Regions from separate parts of the Homo sapiens genome. Here region 1 is linked to region 2. A link is a loop called in an ENCODE intact Hi-C map of the cell type or tissue named here. Cell type or tissue: PC-3. All regions are shown on one strand. Links, peaks and the distances in the headings refer to the core of each region. The heading gives the core; the rest is flanking DNA. Region 1 overlaps ARHGAP24 (Rho GTPase activating protein 24). Region 2 overlaps MAPK10 (mitogen-activated protein kinase 10).

Region 1 (5,390 bases), core at 282-5,281, 220 kb after region 2:
ACAGTATTAGAATCTTCTTTCAAAACTGACATACTTTAAAAGTGGGACAGATAATTTTAATATTATATGTTCTTTGTTAATTGTTTTGAATAATTTTAATGTTCACTGCCTTTTAATAAAATTTATTTTACTTCATTAGTTTTTAAAGTCTATCAAAATGGATATCAATTTTAAATAAAAAATTTAAATTTCCTTTTTTCCTTCTCATTTTATTAATCTCAGCAACAGAATCCAAATTAATTAAAACTGACAAGTACATTCCACAGGTTGACATGTTTTATTAAGAATTCTTGTTCTTGGCTTCATTTCTGCTGACTCTAAATTTTTTAAGTATGCTATTGTTCTTTCATTAGACATAAAAATTTGAGCAGTTAGAGTAATTTTTTGGTATTCCCTCATAATTATTCCTCATTTCAATGTATTATCTTCTTTTTCATTTTAAAATCTGATATTCTTTTTCTTCTTCTACTTACACAGTACCAAATTCCTATACTTTTCCCTTTTCTCAAATACGAGTCTCAGAAATACAAACCTCCTATATATTTATTTAGATATTTAAAAAGTATCTCCTTTTTATAGTTTATGGGTTCACTTAAGTAGCCAACATACAAAACTGACCCACGATTAAGGTCTGTTAACCCAAGAGCATGATTTTAATTCCTATTGTAACAGACTCATAGTGAGTAATACTCTGCGTTCCCATGTACTTCTACAAGCTTACATAGCAGTTGTATTGTCCTGTGTACACAGAATGTAAGGTTACAAAATTCAAATATGCGGATAACAAAAGCTTTATAGGTTGATTAAGTTAATTGTAAGTACATCAAAAGATAGCACGTATTATTTGGTTTTCTTTTGGCTTTTTTTAAAAAAAAAAAAACACACACGCAGACACACACAAATGGCCAAGTAGTTGTTTTCATTTTGACAAGCAATTACACAAAAAACTCCCACTGCTTTTGTCAACAGATCAAATCCTAAGGCACTCTACTCTCTCAAAGTTTCAACCACTAAAATGTGGGTAAAGCAAAGAATACACCACAGCAAGCACTAAACAAATATAGCAATTTAGATTTTTATCGGAAGCAGTTTTTATATTCCTTCAAATTAGCACTGGAATTCTGTATATGAACAGATACATCATGTGGCAGCAGCGATTAACGAAAGAATCCAAGAAACACTGCACTATAACGATCACATTTCAGCGTGGAAGAACAGCACTATGTCCAATCTGTTGCCACAATGTAGACACCGTGGAGAGCTGAATGGATCATGACAGAAAACAAGGGTATAAATAAAACCGCACACAGTCTAGGTCCTGAATTTGTGGTGATATAAATATCCCCAAATTATTAAACACAATCAACAACAATACCTGGCAATTTGTCTCCAAATTAAGAACAAAGCACCCAGCTCTCACCTTGCACAAACATACACTTCAGTGGTCAGTGACAAATGCAGGCTGCACTTGCAAGCTGGGAGACAGAGCAGCTGCTCTGTCCTGAGTCGCTTAAAGCACATTCGAGCCCAACTCAGGTCCTACTGTGTTTGCTCACTGCAGTTTCTCCCATGACTCCATCACCCAGGAATGGAAACCACGGCTCGCTCCCCAGCACTAGTGGGCTCCCCAGCTACTGAGCTCAGGTAAAAACGCTGAGTCCTGCAAGGTCACCACAAGGTGACCACAAGCAAAAGGAGTGTACAGGGAAGAGGAGGGGCTGTCATGGAAAGACCCTAAACTCCAGACACCTTGCCTTTCGAGATTCTGAACTCCGTAAATCAGAGCTGGGACAATAAAATCTGAGAATCCCAAATGGCACCAAGCCAAGCAACCAACCCAGGGGCACTGTTTAAGCAATAATCTCTCTCTCTCTCTAAACACACACACACACACACACACACACACACACACACACACACACACACACACACACGGGCAGACTTCAGTGTAGCTATTCTAATTGCCCAGACATCCCTCTCAAGCCCAAAAGTTGTTTATTTTTTTCAGGTTTCCAGGTAACAGGGCTTAAAGAAGGATCTTAGAAAATTGAAGTATTTGCCAAAATCAAATTAATTCTAAGAGCAAAATGATTTCTGGCCCATAAACTCATATAATAAAGTCTTGCATTTTGCATACATACTGGAATTATGCAAACTTCCATATTAAAATATAGTAAAGATGTATTTATTTCAGAGCTGACAGAATCAATTTAAATTTCTCATAAAAATTCCTATCATCTTTCAAAATCAGTCTCGATTATGCATGCACACTTTAATTTTGGGGGTCTTCAAGAAGGCATTTCTTGCCAAAAATATAATCACTCTGAATGTATATATTATAAATAGATACAAACGTGTTAATAAATATTTCCCTGTAGAGTCTAAGTTTTTATTTCTCATATTTTGATCTTCTTAGAAGTGGAGAAGGAACAATTTTTAATCTTGCAAGTGCCTTACAAAACATTTCTTCTTAGTTGTATATATTTTTTAATAGGTAAATAATGACTTAACTGAATTTTAGATTGATTGCATGAGCAAGAAATTATTCTCACCCTTTAGACAATTTTTTTAACCTCCTTCTCCAACCACCACTGTTCATTAGCAATTTAACCTCCTAGGTGTCAGTTTTGTAATCTATAAAACAGAGATTTCTTACTAGTGCCTGTTTTGTCTACTTCCTTGGCTGGTGACATCAGGGTGAAATGGGACAGAGTGTAGGACAAAATGCTTTCTATATGTGCAGTACTTGAAAAAATGCACTTGCTGCATTTCCTCCCTCTTATTTCCCCAGTGAGTACTGGGACTAGTAAATTACTTGCTGCATTCTCAAGGAGGGCTTCTTGGGCTTCAAGGAAACTGCTTGTTTCAAGTGGGCTATAAATAGAGTTCGAGATTTTATTGAACTGCTGTTCTCTTTGTGGCAGATCTTGAGGGCAGCCACCACATGGCCAGAGTCAGTTAATTGTGAGCAGCATGAGCCCCGTCTAGTGTTTGAGGCAGAACAAGACTAGTCAAAATTCTGGGAGAAAATGCTCACGTGCATGGTTGGTTACATAGTTCGCCTGGCATCCTGTTGTACTCCTGTGTTTGAGGGGGATGGAGAAGGGGATTAATGAAGGGGAAAGGTTAGCTATGGAATGCCAAGTTCACTGCTGAGTTATTCAGTAACAAATGCATCTGGGCATTCATGCTAATTTCTCTACAATTACTTAAGCATTTTTTAGAGGTCGAGTTGTGGAGAGGGGCGGGGAACAGAGGGAGGGAGACAGGTGGAGAACAGGAAAGGAACTGAAAATGTGGCCACCCGTCTTATGAGACACACAGGGCTGGGAGCTGGGAACTTTATGTATATTATCTCAGTTAGCTCTCATAATAATCCTAGGAGATACCTGTTATTCTTATTTTACAGATAAGCATAATTAACCTGTACACTGTTAAAGGTCAATGGTGAAGTTAGAATTACAATCAAGATCTGCATGGTCTAGAGTTCCATAGTCTGAGTAAATTAGTTACCTTACAGCTTTCTCAGAAAAAGAAAGGAAATAAAGTGTGGTTTTTATATAGTGAGAATAGGGAAGACAAGAATACAAGTCACCCGGAAAACTTCTTGAGGATATTGACTAGGAAAGTTAACTTTTACAAAGAGTCCAGAGATTTTTAGAAAAATGAGTTTTGATTTTTTTTAACAATGAATTCATTGCAGGATGCAGAAAGGAAAAATCAGTTTTTATTACTAGTGCCAATACTTATTTTTTAAATTGGGTCCTGCTTGTTTTTCAATTGAAGAAGCAAGTTCAGAAGTCTTTCTGTATAGTAGACTATTACTCTGGTTTTTGTAACATACACATAATGCATTATTTTATCTTAATTTTCTTAAATTATCAGACCTTTAACAATGCTCTTAAGGAAGCAAGGCAATCTCTTGACCTTCGATGTAGCAGAACACTTTTTTTCAACTGTAGTGTGGAATATAGTACAGTAGCCATAATTTTCTCCTGGGTTTGAGGATGTTAATAAATTGGCAGGTTCTTTCAACCAATTTTATTGGAAAGCTAGAGGCAGAGTCTGAACTGCAGGGCTACATGTATGTGTCTGTGTTCTACCCTTTAAGTAAGTGTCATTCCCAGCTGTAAATGTTTTAAATCTTATCTGAAGTCAGTTTTCAATTATTCAGATATCTCAATTGAAAAACAATAAAAGTGGAAACAGAGTTTTAGGCACTTTCTTCAAATTATTATACTGCCCCACTAAGGTATTTCTTTTCTTTTCTTTTCTTTTTTTTTGTTTTGTTTCGTTTCGTTTTTTTGAGATGAAGTCTTGCTCTGTTGCCCAGGCTGGAGTGCAGTGGCATGATCTTGGCTCACTGCAACCTCCGCCTCCCAGGTTCAAGTGATTCTCTTGCCTCAGCCTCCCTAGTAGCTGGGATTACAGGCACATGCCATCACACCTGGCTAATTTTTATATTTTTAGTAGAGACAGGGTTTCTCCATGTTGGCAAGGCTGGTCTTGAACTCCTGACCTGAGGTGATCCAACCATCTTGGCTTCCCAAAGTGCTAGGATTACAGGCATGAGCTACCAACCTGGCCGGGTATTTAGTTTCTCAAACACTACTGCTAGTATTGCCCTAGTGTAATTACCATGGCAGAAAATAAGAGCACATTGCTTCCTCCCTTTGTCTCTGAACCTCTATGTTGTTTTTTTTTCCTCTTGGATTTTAAGATCCGGATTTTAGAATCATATATGGAAAAGACACTTGCACTGAAGTTTAAAAGTATGAAGAAGAAAGCATCCAGAAGAATTGGTCGACATTTGCAATCAGTGAGGAGAATAAATAAGATGTTTTGGTTTTCTATTTGGTTCATGCTACCTTGCCCAGTAATGATACCTTCCTGATGTTTCCTAGAGGCAATGTTTCATTTCACACAGATACTCATGAAGGTCTGGCCTGAAATCCTTGTAGTATTTCCACTTAGGGTAGTACTGGGTTCATGGATGAGTCGGATGGGGTTGTTTCTAGTGTGTGAACTAATGAAGACAAGTATTTTTCTAACACATTTCCCCTGCCACTCCCTTCCATGTGGCTTTTTTATTTAGGCCTTAGAAACAACTCCAAATGATAATACTTATAAGCTGTGAAGAGCAAATACTGTCGAAACACTGAAAGTCATTTAGGCATAAAAATGAAAGTAATCCAAAATGTGAAAGCTTTTAGCAACCATCTTATGTAGATGTTTAAAGATAATCTGTATGAGGTCTCTTAACCTATTCTAGAAAATGTGGCACAGCTATAGAGTTAAAACCATGAAATTAAACACCTTCTGAGCAGTCATAATTTACTGTATTTCTAAATATAATTGTGTTTTTTTGCTGGATGGTAATATTTTTCTAG
Region 2 (5,390 bases), core at 156-5,155:
TTTAAGATGCGTAAAAAGAGAGACAGTGACTCTTTGGGGCACTGCTGTATCCCAACTACCTAGAACACTGTCTGGCCCTTAGTAGTCATATAATCAATATTTGCTGAATGAATGTATCTGTGTTTAGAATTGAAGACACTAAAGCTCAGGATGTTAATGGATGTTAAGCACATTGCCCATGATTGTGTGGCTAATATGTGTATATCAAAAGCTGGAATCTACTTTTTAAAAATTATTTGAGTAATGTCAGACATGTCATAATTTATTTCATCTCTTTACCTGACCAATTTTTCCGAGTTAATATATCGTAGATTTTTGAATGCAAATAATTGTTCTTCATCAATGGTTCATACTTGTTGGATATCTACTATGTACTATATACTGTGCTTCCATTTCTTCTAGATTTTCAATTGTATATCTAGAAAACCCCATTGTCTCAGCCCAAAATCTCAAAATAATAACAGCTATTTATGACAAACCCATAGCAAATATCATACTGAATGGGCAGAAGCTGGAAACATTCCCTTTGAAAACCAGCACAAGACAAGGATGCCCTCTCTCACCACTCCTATTCAACATAGTATTGGAAGTTCTGGCCAGGGCAGTCAGGCAAGAGAAAGAAATAAAGCGTATTCAAATAGGAAGACAGGAAGTCAAATTGTCCCTGTTTGCAGATGACATGATTGCATATTTAGAAAACCCCATCATCTCAGTCCAAAATCTCCTTAAGCTGATAAGCAACTTCAGCAAAGTCTCAGGATACAAAATCAATGTACAAAAATCACAAGCATTCTTATACACGAATAACAGACAAATAGAGAGCAGTGGTTTGTAGTTCTCCTTGAAGAGGTCCTTCACATCCCTTGTAAGTTGGATTCCTAGGTCTTTTATTCTCAATTCTTTGTCCCATGGTCTAGTGAGAAGATAAATAAGTAAATGTTGATGATACGTATTCCAAATTTTAAGCTTATTGTACATTGGAAACACATAAAAATAACCCAGTAATGTGGGTTACAGAAGGCTGCTTGGAGTGATTAATTTTCAAACAGGAACATGAAGGGCTAAAAAAGAAATTATCCAAGTGAAGAAAGGCAAGCAGAAGAAAGGGTATATGCAAAAATCCCAGGGTCAAGAGAGGGTGGAGAGAATTGCAAAGCTTTAAGCTTTCTGAGTGACTTAATGGAGAAGGGTGAGAAATTATTTTGGGCTGGTAAGCAGGGACCAGATAAGGAAGGAGTTCCCAAGCATTGTCATGTACCATGCATGCTATCCTAGGGTGAAGGGAAGCCATTCACTAGGAAGTGGGGCAATAGCATTAGCAGATTTGAAGTTTCAAAGGGCCACTGTCTGCAGTGTGGGACTGGAGTTGAGAAAAGGGAGCTAGAAGGCAGGAGGATAGATCTGTAGTAATCTAAATCACTGTAGACATGGGCAGAATATTCAAGAGATGTTTAGAAGCTAATAATTGACATGAATTGTAAATAATTAAATTTGGAATTTAAGGGAGGTGGAATTCAAAGATGAGTAATATCATATGGTAGAGGGTTAATAAATATGTGTTAAATGAACGAATGAAGAAAGAAAGATTCCTGACCAAGGCACTGGGTGATTGGTGGTGCAATTACTGAAACTTTTCAGTTAAAGAACCATAGAAAATTTTAATTTCCAAGGAGCAGGAAAGAGAAATTTCATTTTCAAGACATGATTACACTTTTTGATGGTGTAGAGCTAATAAATAAATCTGAGAAAACTACAGAACAGAATGAAAAATAGAGAAAACTGAATTCAACTTCTTTGCCAAACCACTGGAGCATTATGTAATTAAGCTTTCTAATTACACTCAGTTCAGATCATAATTAAAATTTGCATTACTAGCTTTCAAAGGTTCCTCTGGTCACCTAATGCTATGATGTCTCTAAGCAACATTAGTGCTTTCCATTTATAACACATTATAATTCCATGCTTTTCGCATTGCAAGTACTTAAGAAAGTTTTGTTGAATTACCTGGTATGATATTTGTTGAACATTTGGAACTAGTTTCTCTTGAATAAAGCAGTAGATGAAAATCTTTCATTGCAAACTGAGTGACTTGCTCAAGGTCACTCATCTTACTAGTGCCAGAGTCAATGGTGCTTCAGTGCTCTTTCCATTGTTCCTTTCAGAAAACCTGTGACGCATTATGAGGCTCAGAGATTCTCCCTGCTCACTTTAGTCTACGGACTGCATTTGATTATGAGACACAAATCTTGTGTCCACTTTGATTACAATTCACAAATTTCTTTGTCCTGTTCTTTAAAATCATAGTATATGATATATCTGTCCAGAAATCATTGTATTCTACCAAGAACTAGATGCCATTAAAGATTGAGAGAAAATCACCTACTTTCTCTAGAATGTTTTCTTTTGCGTCTATACAAATGAAACATAACTAGGCAAATGACAAGACTTGCTTCTCTACTGTATAAGTGGTTAGAGCAGAGGTCTTAATCTTTGCTGCATGTTAGAATCATTTGGGAAGTTTAAAAATATCCTGACACCAAGGCCTCACCCCAGAACAATTAAATCAGAATCTCTGAGGTGGGATCTAGGCAGCAGTATTTTTAAAACTCCCAGATGATTTCAATGTGCAGCCGTAGCTGAACCATAAACTAGAGCAATTTAATTGAAAATGATAAATATGCACACAAAGCACCTCTTAATGTTTTCATTTTTTCTTGCCACAAGGTGGCAGCATCACAATATATTGCACATTCTCGCCCCTCTGAGTGGACGTGGAAATTTGTATCTAGAATCCTGATTAACAGCATTTCAAGAGCCCCGTCAGCTAGAGATAAAGTCGCCTTTTTCCCTGCTGTTCTCTGTTGCTTTGTTTGCCTAATAAAACGTTAAAATATATTTCAATAGGTTGAATTAGTAGGAACTATAAGCCTGGGGTGGAAAAATGCAAAGAACACAGACATTGTATTCAGTTAGATTTGGGTTTAAATATGGCCTCTGCTACTAACTCATAGATTTTTAAATCTTTGTGTGCCTCAGTTGCATACTTGGAATAGGAGGTTTGTCACAAAGACTAAATGAGATAATATATGAAAATCCACTTTCTACGAATGGTAGTAGAATGATGAAGATGTTGAGAAGAAAACATGATAATGCTGTGATGGAGTCATTTACACAAGATCCAGGAAAACCCAGGACACTGTACTCTTTTATTTATAGCCTTTGTTTTCTGCATGTGGGTCTCTTCCTTCTCTGTGTGTGTCCTATGTTTCAGTTTCCAGTGGCAATTACTTCTTACAAATAAACATGTTCTAGTCTCTTTCATTTCAAAGAACAAAGAATCAAAGCAAACCTTTATTTTTAACTACACTTCTACCTTTAGCAATGGAAGTATGACTTATAGCTTTATAGCCAAGTCTCTATAAAACATTAGTCCTTGTTTACTCACAATTACTCCAGTTCACTTTTTAAACATTGACACTGCTTTCTCTAAATTCACCAGTGGCCTCTTAGGTGCCAAGTCCAAAAAAATGGGTATCTCATGTATTTGCCCATTTGAATAAGCTGACAACACCTTCCTTTCTGCACCCCTGCATGTTAATTTCTGTGGTGGCAGCACACCTGTTCTCCTGCAGCCTCCATTGCTCAATGTGGGTTGTTCTCTCTTCCCTTAGAATTGTGCATCTCAGAAATTTTTTCTTTATAGCCCTTATTTCTTTTCTCTCTGGGAGTCTTATCTTCCACCACAGCCTTAATTTTAATTATCATAAATGGCTCAATTCTACACATCGTCCCATAGAGCTGGCCTGAGTTCCAGATGTATAAATCTAACAGTCACTGGAATTGAAATTGGCATTGCAAAATCAACATATTAAATATTAAACTGGCCATATCTCCTCTCTACACCAAATCTATGCTTCCTCCTTCCAATTCATGGCACTACTTTCTATCCAGGTTTTCATCTGGATAATGAGATACCTTGGAGTCTTTTCTTTCTATTCCCTCAGCCCCCTTCACATCCAAGGTGACTGGAAAATTTAATCAATTTGCATTCAAGGTAATTATTAATAGGTAAGGACTTAATACTGCCATTTAGCTCATTGTTTTCTGGTTGTTTTGTAGGTTCTTTGTTCATTTCTTCCCCTCTTTTTTTGTCTTTTTTTTCTGATAAAATAATTTTCTCTGGTGGTATGCTTTGATTCCCTACTTTGTATCTTTTTTGTCTCTACCATAAATTTTTACTTTGTGGTTACCATGAGAATTACAAAAACATCTTATAGTTATAACAAGCTACTTTAAGCTGATAACAACTTTTTGCTTGCATTTTTAAAAAACTATACTTTTACTCCACCATTCCTCCCACATTTAAAATTTTTGATGTCACAATTAACATATTTTTATATTGTGTATCCCTTAACACTTTTTTTTAAAATTTTACTTTAAGTTCTGGGATACATGTGCAGAACGTGCAGGTTTGTTACATAGGTAAATATGTGCCATGGTGGTTTGCTGCACCTATCAACCCAGCTTCTAGGTTTTAAGCCCAGCATGCATTAGGTATGGTCCTAATGCTCTCCCTTCCCTTGCCCCCAACCCTCTGACAGGTCCTGGTGTGTGATGTTCTCCTCCCTGTGTCCATGTGTTCTCATTGTTCAACTCTCACTTATGAGTGAGAACACGCAGTGTTTGGTTTTTTGTTCCTGTGCTAGTTGTTAGTTTGCTGAGGATGATGGCTTCTAGCTTCATCCATATCCCTGCAAAGGACATGAACTCATTCTTTTTTATTGCTGCATAGTATTCCAAGGTGTATATGTGCCACATTTTCTTTATCCAGTCTATCATTGATGGGCATTTGGGTTGGTTCCAAGTATTTGCTATTGTATATAGTGCTGCAATAAACATATGTGTGCATGTGTCTTTAGAACAGAATAATTTAGAATCCTTCGGATATATACCCAGTAATGGGATTGCCGGGTCAAATGGTATTTCTGGTTCTAGATCTTTGAGGAATCACTACATTGTCTTCCACAATTGCTGAACTAATTTACACTCCCAGCAACAGTGTAAAAGCGTTCCTGTTTCTCCACAGCCTCGCCAGCATCTGTTGTTTCCTTTTTAATAATCACCATTGTAACTGGCATGAGATGGTATCTCACTGTGGTTTTGATTTGCACTTCTCCAATGACCAGTGATGATGAGCTTTTTTTCACATGTTTGTTGGCCACATAAATGTCTTCTTTTGAGAAGTGTCTGTTCATGTCCTTCGCCCACTTTTTGATGGGGTTGTTTGTTTTTTTCTTGTAAATTTGGTAGATTCTGGATATTAGACCTTTGTCAAATGAGTAGATTGCAAAAATTTTCTCCCTTTCTGTAGGTTGCCTGTTCAGTCTGAT

What was found. A loop is a pair of places that touch in the nucleus more often than their neighbours do. Peaks named below come from ENCODE experiments on the same cell type or tissue, not always from the same donor. Only the 100,000 strongest peaks of a DNase experiment are listed, where the experiment ranks them.
Region 1: a loop joins it to region 2, with 4 times the contacts of the local background. A loop is called at or near these places in 5 of 110 quality-filtered maps.

What each region holds. Positions count from the first base shown.
Region 1 is chr4:85,824,006-85,829,395 of GRCh38, reverse strand. The region is part of intron 3 of ARHGAP24 (Rho GTPase activating protein 24); the gene reads right to left. Among named protein-coding and RNA genes, the nearest start is that of MIR4451, 100 kb to the right of the region's middle. RefSeq lists an enhancer at 2,867-3,409. In PC-3, for the core only: a CTCF peak has its summit at 2,946; a DNase peak (open chromatin) is centred at 1,565; H3K4me3 peaks cover 1,594 bases; H3K27ac peaks cover 2,369 bases.
Region 2 is chr4:86,041,528-86,046,917 of GRCh38, reverse strand. All of the region lies in intron 11 of MAPK10 (mitogen-activated protein kinase 10), which reads left to right. Among named protein-coding and RNA genes, the nearest start is that of MAPK10-AS1, 76 kb to the left of the region's middle. In PC-3, for the core only: CTCF peaks have their summits at 2,532 and 2,739 (motif pointing right); no DNase peak of the experiment used is centred there; H3K4me3 peaks cover 362 bases.